Regions from separate parts of the Homo sapiens genome. Here region 1 is linked to region 2. A link is a contact called in ENCODE Hi-C or POLR2A ChIA-PET data. All regions are on one chromosome and are shown on one strand. The core of a region is the stretch at or near the end of the contact, and the rest is flanking DNA. Distances in the headings are between cores, read along the strand shown. Region 1 has its middle 23 kb from the start of LINC02997. Region 2 has its middle 47 kb from the start of LINC02242.

The links. A loop is a pair of places that touch in the nucleus more often than their neighbours do. ChIA-PET counts read pairs that join two places held with the same protein, here RNA polymerase II (POLR2A). Pooled maps may share reads with other maps.
Region 1: a loop to region 2 is called in a map of ascending aorta, with 2.1 times the contacts of the local background. The contact joins two enhancer-like sites. A Hi-C loop is called at or near these places in 2 of 168 maps with a recorded cell type or tissue (ascending aorta and gastrocnemius medialis), 2 of 37 single-sample maps with no recorded cell type and 2 of 50 pooled maps. POLR2A ChIA-PET finds 5 or more read pairs at or near these places in 2 of 52 experiments (CD4-positive, alpha-beta T cell and HepG2).

Annotation. Positions count from the first base shown.
Region 1 is chr5:67,767,808-67,772,446 of GRCh38, forward strand. No RefSeq gene overlaps it. Among named protein-coding and RNA genes, the nearest start is that of LINC02997, 23 kb to the right of the region's middle. Within about 2 kb of position 3,009, at least 4 of the 41 ENCODE cell types and tissues checked have a DNase peak (open chromatin) inside an H3K27ac peak, as active enhancers do; they include gastrocnemius medialis, where a contact is called at or near this core.
Region 2 is chr5:67,691,563-67,695,780 of GRCh38, forward strand. No RefSeq gene overlaps it. Among named protein-coding and RNA genes, the nearest start is that of LINC02242, 47 kb to the left of the region's middle. Within about 2 kb of position 2,834, at least 14 of the 41 ENCODE cell types and tissues checked have a DNase peak (open chromatin) inside an H3K27ac peak, as active enhancers do; they include gastrocnemius medialis, where a contact is called at or near this core.

The sequences.
Region 1 (4,639 bases), core at 1,759-4,258, 76 kb after region 2:
GTATAGAGATGATAAATGGGGATGGAGAGAAGCGATACAACTGAAAGATTCTAGACTTGGTGATTGACTGATTGATTGATTAGATGTCGGGGAGGTAAGAAAGAAAGATCAACTGAAGGTAACTAGGGTTTCTTCATTGTGATGGGGTGGTTAATAGGGCTGTCATTGGATTAAGCACTATAGAAGAATGAGATTGTTTGTAGATGTGATTGCCGTATAAGAGGCAGTGAAGCACACAGCACCCGAGTAGTCAGAGTGCACGGATCCTGTATCCAGTAGTGATTTGCAGGGATGGCATTAGAGATTTCAAGGACAGGATTTTTCAGGTGCAGAAGGAGCTCACCCTGGGCTGAGCTAAGACTTCTGAAAAGAAAAAAAAGTGAAAATATCCAAAGAAAAATTCTGATTTGGAAATATTGTAAGTGGTTTTCTTCCCCTATCTCCCACCTTCATCTCTTGACATGCTGTAGCCACCATTATAGTGTTTTTCCTATAAGTCAAAAGTTCCATGTACCACCATTTCAATACCATAACAGTTTATTCTTAGAGCATTTCTCTCTCATTTCCAATATTTCCCATAAAGTGTCATGAAAAACTGGTCAGAACGCAATTTCTGTTTCCATTTTATGGTAACTTCTGCTTGTTTAAATCTCTCTGTGATTCCATCAGTAACTAAATACATATATCACTTGAGAATTAGAACTACACATTTCGAGACTATAGTAAGAAGCATTTGCATTTGCTTGTTCATGGGGAATGCTTATTGGCTGGAGGCTTTTGTCTCTTTTGGCTTCTCTTCTCAACTTCAGTTACCTTTTGAAGATTTAGGTAATTCTATCTGAAAACAAAAAAGCATACTTGAAAGAGAAATATTAAGATTTACTGCAGAGAAACAAGTAGGCAGATGGATTAATTGTAATAGTTTAAGTCAAAACTGCCTTTTGAACCACGACTATCAAATAAAATACAATGCGAGCCACACATGTGTGCAGTCTTGAATTTTCTAGCAGTCACATTACAAAAGTAAAAAGAAGAGGGTAAAATTAATTTTAGCAATATACTTTACTCAACCCAGTATATCTGCAACATTATCACTTCCTCATTTAATCAATTGACATGTATTAATGAGGTTTTTTCACATGAAGTATTTCGAATATGGCATGCGTTTTACACCTACAGCCTATCTCAACTCTAATACTAAATTTCCATAAAACACACTTATTTGTACTTAGATTTCATAAAATCTGAGTTGTAAAGTTACACCTACCCACTTTGTTCCAAACATACTTAATATTTCCTCAGGTGCATTCACCAAACTTTAAGTGTTTGACGTTCTCCTGCAGGTACTGTGTTGGACAGAGTAGCTGCAAGACTTTTAAAATCTTTCCTTTCACCCAAATCTTCTGATACTGCAAATGAGCTTAGAGCAACTGAATATTTCAGGAAGATATATATGAACGTTTTGCAAATCACCTAAGCCTTTGAGATCTTACCTAGAAGCTCTAGTTAATGGAGATATCAAAGTAGCTCAGCCGGGCTTCTAAAGATCTTTAGAGGAAGGTGTGAAGCTTGATGCAATGGAAAAATAACAAAAAGCAAAAGCATTCGACTAAGGCAGGCAGAAAGGTGTCTGGCAGTGTCCTGTAAATATATCTGTGAAAGTTTTAAAACACTTATTTTATTGTGAAATCTTTTTATAATGTTAAAGTAGCCTTCAAGGTTAGTTTTAAATGTTGACATAAGTTTTCGTTTTTGTTTGTTTGATCTTTTTTCCAAATACACTATCTTAGAAAATTCACTAATTACCATGTGCTCCAATGTAAACCTAGTTACCATCAGAAGTTAAGAATTCTGGCCAGGCATGATGGCTCACGCTTGTAATCCCAGCACTTTGAGAGGCTGTGTGTACTAGTCCGTTTTCATACTGCTGATAAAGACATACCAGAGACTGGGTAATTTAAAAAGAAAAAGAGGTTTAGTAGACTCACAGCTCCATATGGCTGGGGATGCCTCACAATCATGGCAGAAGGTAAAAGGCACGTCTTACATGGCAGCAGGCAAGATAGAATTGAGAGCTAAGTGAAAGGGGAAACCCCATATAAAAACATCAGATCTCATGAGACTTATTCACTACCACAAGAACAGTATGGGAGAAACTGCCCTCATGATTCAATTATCTCCCACAGAGTCCCTCCTACAACATGTGGGAATTATGGGAGCTACGATTCAAGATGAGGTTTGGGCCGGGACACAGACAATCCATATCACCAAGGCAAGTGGATCACTTGAGGAGTTTGAGACCAGCCTGGCCAGCATGGCGAAACCCCGTCTTTACTAAAAATACAAAAATTGCCTGGGCATGGTGGTACACAGCTGTCATCCCAGCTACTCAGGAGCCTGAGGCAGAAGAATCACTTGAACCCGAGAAGTAGAGGTTGCAGTGAGCTGAGACAGTGAGCTGAGATTGCACCACTGCACTCCAGCCTGGGTGAAGAGCAAGACTCTGTCTCAAAAAAAAAAAAAAAAAAGAAACAAAGAAAAGAAAAAGAAAGAATTCTTATTAGTAAAGTAAATGTGGTTCAAGGTTAAAGCTCACTGCCCACCCCTGCCTCTGGCCCAAACACATACATAGGGACCTGTGTGGCTTCAGAGCAAAAAACCTCTAACAAAGGCCAGCAGCAGAAGTGTTTGGACAATGTTGTACGCAGTGTCAGAGTTCAGCAGTTGGAAAGATTGTTTCTTTGCCATCAAATATTTTAAATTTCTGGCAGGGGTGGAGTGAGAGGTGGAGAAGCAAGGAGTCATTCCCTGCTTCTCCTTTCTGCCTGGTAAACTCTGGCAGGGTGAGCCTGGAAAGCACTCAGCCTGTACCCTGTACCTGCACTGAACATGAGCCAACGTGTGGGGTCTAGAATGGGAGTGAAGGCAGAGGAGGTGATGGGTGGGGCAAATCCAGGCTCCTTCCTGGCTGCAGCAACCTCCGGGCTTACCCCTCTACCTCCTACATCTTTTGTGCTCAAGGTTCACTTCCCTTTAGTGACTATTTAGCAGATCTCTTATCTTCAGAGTCTTATGACACATTCCAGGAAACACTGGCCTTTCATGCCATCCACCTCTTGCGACATTTTAGACTAGTTCTCAGAGCATGATGTCTGCTGTCCTATCTCCCCTTCCTCTAACTCACCATTTTCTACTTTTTTTTTTTATCTTGAGCTCGCATTGTGTTTAACATTAACATTTAGACAAAGAGAAACGTTTCAGCTTTTTGACTGCAGTTATCAGGGTTTTGAACACAAGTCAGTTAAACTTAGTAATCATTTATGGAACACCTGCCCTATGCTAGGAGCCTCAGTAGGTGCTCTGGTGTCAGATGTACCACATAACACTCAGGTGGGGGAAAAACAAACTAGAAAATGCTGGCCTTTCTTCCACGTACAAACTGGGTGACATAAATATTTAAATGGCCAGATATTCCTAAAAGACAAATTGGTAACAGAGTATATATAAATTTTTCTTTGTTCTCAAAAGTCATGCTGGTGATCTATTTGCATTCTGATCCTATTACACCCCAAGTGGACGTTTGATAAAAACAAAGCCAAGAATAAATGGAAATCACAAAAAATCTTGCCAGCTCTTTGCTTCAGATCTCTGGCTACTCATCTTACAGTGATGACTTGGGCCAAGGCTTCCTTCTGAGACATTTTATTAAATGTGTTCAGTAATTCACTTTTGCCCCATTAGAAGCATGGATCCTGAGATTTAATCTATCTTACTCATAGAGAATATTTGACCATTAAATACCTAAAAGTGATCTAGGTAGAAGAAAACAGGAACCATTGAAAATACAACATGAACATAATTTCACATTAAATCTGAGATGGATTTGGGTGGGTATTTGGGAGGTCGGGAGTGGCTGGTGCCAAAGGAAGAAAGGGAAAAAAGAAGAAAAAGGATGGTTTCTAACCTCCTGGTTAGAAACAAAAACCCTGGAAGGGAGGGACACATATCCATCTAACCAGCTTCTGCCTGTGCCATCTCTATCACCCGTTTCTAAATTCTCTCCAAAATATTCACGCCTACTTTTGGTGTGAGACTTGTGTAAGAAGGTTATGTTTACCATTTTATTTTTACTCTGTGAGAAGGTTATTTTACCTTGTGTGACTGACACAACAGCTGTCAGTGCTCTGGAAGAGGCAGACGCCTTCCGTGACAAGTTAAATGGCCACCTCTGGCCATCTAATCCACAGTCCTTTCCTGACAAGGAAACATCACGGGTAGCTAACGAGGTGATCAGAGTAGGAGTTGAATAACAGTAAGAAAGAATTGGAGACAGTTTAGGGGGATGGAATTGACTTGTAAGACTTAAAGATATGGATGCAAAAGAAGAGAATCTTTTGCAATGGAGAATACAGACATAGTTTGCTCCTGAGAGAAACACAGCTGAAGAGGAATTATAAATGATTGACTAGAGTACCATAATGATGTGAAGCAGCCCTGGCAGTCAGCATGGAAAGAAGGAAAGGAACCGTAGCAGCATTGTAGGAAAAAAAAAAAAAGGATTCCAAAATAGGTTCCAATATGGCTCTCAGGGTCTGATGTGGCTCCTTTCCTAGCTGTGTGATCCTGGAGAAATCATTTA
Region 2 (4,218 bases), core at 1,584-4,083:
CCTCCTGGGATCACGCCATTCTCCTGCCTCAGCCTTTCGAGTAGCTGGAACTACAGGCGCCAGCCACCACGCCCGGCTAATTTTTTGTATTTTTAGTAGAGATGGGGTTTCCCTGTGTTAGCCAGGATGGTCTCGATCTCCTGACCTCGTGATCCACCCGACTCGGCCTCCCAAAGTTCTGGGATTATAGGCGTGAGCCACCGCGCCAGGCCTATTGTTTGCATCTTTTCAACAAGAAAGTATTTATGTGTTACCAGTACAAAATAAAAACAAAAAGAAAACAAAATACGATGAATGTTAACACATGGACCAAGTTCCAAGGCAGTTCATACCATCAAATTGTGGTAATGAACTTGTGAGCTAAATGAACAATAGTATTGGTGCAGGATTAATACGTTCTTCACTACCCTGTTAGAGCAGAATTTTATTTTACGGTAGAAGAGAGATGAGATGCTTTGACAAATGTTCTGTCTGGTACATGTTCAGGGCTTTGTATTTGTTATTTCTTCTGCCTGGAATGCTCTTCCTGCAAATATCCACATCCAACTCTGCCCCCTCCTTTAGATATTTACCCAAATATTTTCTTCTCAGCCAAGTCCTGCCTGCCCACCCTGCCAAACTTCAATGTTCATTCCCCTCTTACTCCTCATGACCCTTCCTGCTTAATTTTTCTCCATAACATTTTCAGCCATCTGACATTCTACTGAATCCACTTATTTACTTGTCTAATGTCCATCTCTTCTTAGTACAAGTGAAGTCTATGAAGGTAGAAACATTTGTCAAGTGTTTCAGAGCTGTAACCCTGGAGCTAGAGTGAAAGCTAGCACATAATATGTGCTCAATGAATCTTTGCTGAATGAATGAAAAAATAATTTAATAATAGCATTTGAATCAAGAGCTATTGACATAGGTAGGATAAGAAAAGGATTGTATCTCTGAATTCTCATCATCAAATCTCTTCCACCGAGCGAAGAATTTAAAACCTAGACACAGATGGCCTCAGGAAGATTTTCAGATTTTCTTTTATTGACCAAGACCTTTTGCCCCCATTCACCCACCATTCATCATCTAGATGCACAAAGAGGAGAAACATGAGGACAGAAATGCCATTTTCCTTTCTCTCTTCTTCTTGTCAAGCTGAACTAATCACAGAATCACAAAGAAATCTGAAATTTTTGTATTTAAAATTAGCCATCTGAGTGTTCTTTCGATGATCCCAATTTTGTTGGCAACATCCAAAGCATCATAGTCAAGCCTTTTTTTGTTCATCAGGCCTGATCAGTGTGTTGATCTTGGCCATGTTAGTGTCATGAAGCTTCTTCACAGCCTTTGGAACTGGTGCATGTTGGTTTTGACATCTAAAATGAACACATATGTATTGTCTTCCCTATTCTTGTCTGATTCAAGTGGAACATGATGGCAGAGTGATCAAGCTTGCTTCTCCTGGTGGTACTTTTCTAAGGACATTTTGCTGCCTTAAAAGCTGCAGAGTCTTGGGCCACCAGAAGTGGAGTAGTGTGAGGATCTTTTGAGTATGGTTGTGGATACTTTTCTGCACTGCCTTTTTGGCCTTCAAAGACTTTGCTTTATCTTGACTTTGGGAGGAGCAGAGGTTTCCTTGTTAACTTTCAGGGACATCTTGGTGAGAAGTTACATTTTTAAATTTAGTTCTTCATCCACAACAGGACTATTAGGATTTATTATGCAGAACCAGTTTTAGAAGACCAAACACAGAGAAGAAAGAGGTAGTTAAAGCGAATTAACAGCAAAACCACCTAAAGGAAGAGTGCGCGTGGGTGAGATGTGAAGCATTTATTCATCAAGAGTTAGAAAAACTGATTTCTTCCTCCAAAGAGCAACAGCAATTTCATAACAACAGAAAAGAACATAGAGTCATAAAACTACAAAACACTACCATTTAGTCTTATATTTTTTCTTTGTCTTCTCAAATGCACTAATTTAGGTATTCCAAAATGGGTGAAAGATACATCTCTTTGTCACTGTTTAAAACTCCACAAAGAGACTCTGAAATCCAAACACTGCATGTTCTCACTCATAAGTGGAAGATGAACAGTGAGAACACATGGTCACAGGGAGGGGAACATCACACACTGGGTCCTGTCGGGGGTTGGGGGGCTAGGGGAGGGAGAGCATTAGGACAAATACCTAATCCAGGTGGGGCTTAAAACCTAGATGATGGGTTCATAGGTGCAGCAAACCACCAGGGCATATGTATACCTATGTAACAAACCTGTACGTTCTGCCCGTGTATCTCAGAGTTTAAATTAAAATAAATAAAAAATTTTCAAAAAATTTATAGTTTAGTGGCCTAAACTCTTTAAATCTGATTTAAGTCTCTCTTGTTTCAATTTAAATTCAATGCCTCTTCTATAGTTCTTGGAGTAAAGAGAGAGACTGCCCTTCTTGGGAAAACAGATTCCTCTGCCCAAGCAGATCTACAACTGGTTAGGGTATGGCTGCACATAGTGTGCTTTATACTGCAGTGCAAAACACTGCGTTCCGTAAACATTTCTAAGAACTATTATAAAGTATTAAGGCTGCTCTGCCAATCAGATTCTAAGTGAGCTGAACACTCCTTACCCTCTCATAACAGAGTACATGTTGCCTGCAGCTCTGGCTGTTAAAAGGACAGAGCAATGTTCCTAAACAGATTGGGTGGTGAGCAGAGGTCCCGTGATTCACCCCTAAATTAGTTTTAACTGACAGGTTTTGGAAGTGAGGCTGGCTAGGGTCTGGCTGCGTGGATACCACGTGCTGCTCTGTCCAGTCCGAATTGCTCAGAAGGAATCTTGAGCTGTGTGATTGGGTAGGGTGGGGGTGGGCAGCTCAAGAATGTGGGGTTAAAAATAGGAGCAATGATTTCCAAAGTCCTTGGCCAGCTGTGTGGAACCTAGTGTCTCATTCAGTACATGTTCCTTGAAGGCAAACTACCAGATCAAGTTTGGAGAGATTGTTGTTTGAGCTGGTTTGTCCTTTGGGTTTTGTACAACTTTGAAAAGAACAAACAAGAAATTGGTGTTTCTCTTTCATACTCAGTCTCATTCCATTCTCTATTTTATTGGATTCCACTGTGTCAGCTGAATAGAAGAAATATACAGCCCTTGTCTCATATTTCCATAAGCACATATTTTACTCATACTACAAAGTAGTAATTATTCTCATAAAATAATGATGTAATATTAATAAAGATGAAATTTTGTGATTGACACCAACAATGGCAAGATAAAGATTATTTATTATTGCTATTATTGAAGTGTTTCGTATTGTACTCTTTGTCCAAGGCTTCATAGATAATTAAAATTCATGGACTGCACAAGTGTCTCATGAAATGTGTTAGATTGTTTTCTGATATGCAAAAATGTCCTGACATGGTTTGTAAATGCGTACTGCACATCTCCAGCCAATTACCATACAAAATGCAACTATTTCTTTTTGTCTATCACTGAAGCCTGAACAGACAGCATTAGACTCAACTGCATAATTCTGGCCTAATTTTCGTGTCTGATACTGTAGTGATGTTGTGAGGCATTGACTTAACAACAGGAGTAAATGTTCTTTTTGAATACATATTTTTTTCTTCAGCCTCTTTGGAAATATGCCTACATGAAGAAGCACTCCTTCGGCCTCTTCAGAAAAATGAGCATGTGTTTACACCCCTTTTGCCCCCACCCTTTGTTTTCTCTTCCTAATTTGTGATGATTTTGATGGGATGAGGGTTTATGCTGGCAAAATTCCAAAGGGTGGACAAATTGGGCTGTACTTTCATTAATGCAAAACTGAAAATATTGCTAAATTATTGTGGCTAATATAATTTGTGTCTGCTCAGGCTTTGTATTAGTTTGCTAGGGCTAGTATAAGAACCACAAACTGGGTGGCTTAAACAACAGAGACTTATTGTGTCACAGTTCTGGAGACTGGAAACCCAAAATCAAGATGTCAGTGGGATTGGTTCCTGCTGAGGGCTGTGCAGGAAAATCTGTTCCAAACCTCTCTCCTGGCAGTTTGCTGGCAATATTTAATGTTCCTCGGCTTTTACATCTCTGCCCTCTCTCTTCATATGACATTTCTCTGTGTGTGTATCTATGTCCACATTTTGCTTTTTCAGAAGGACACCAGTCATACTGGATTAGGGACCCATCTTACTCCAGTATCTTAATTAATTACATCTCTTAATTAATTACATCTGCAATGACTCTA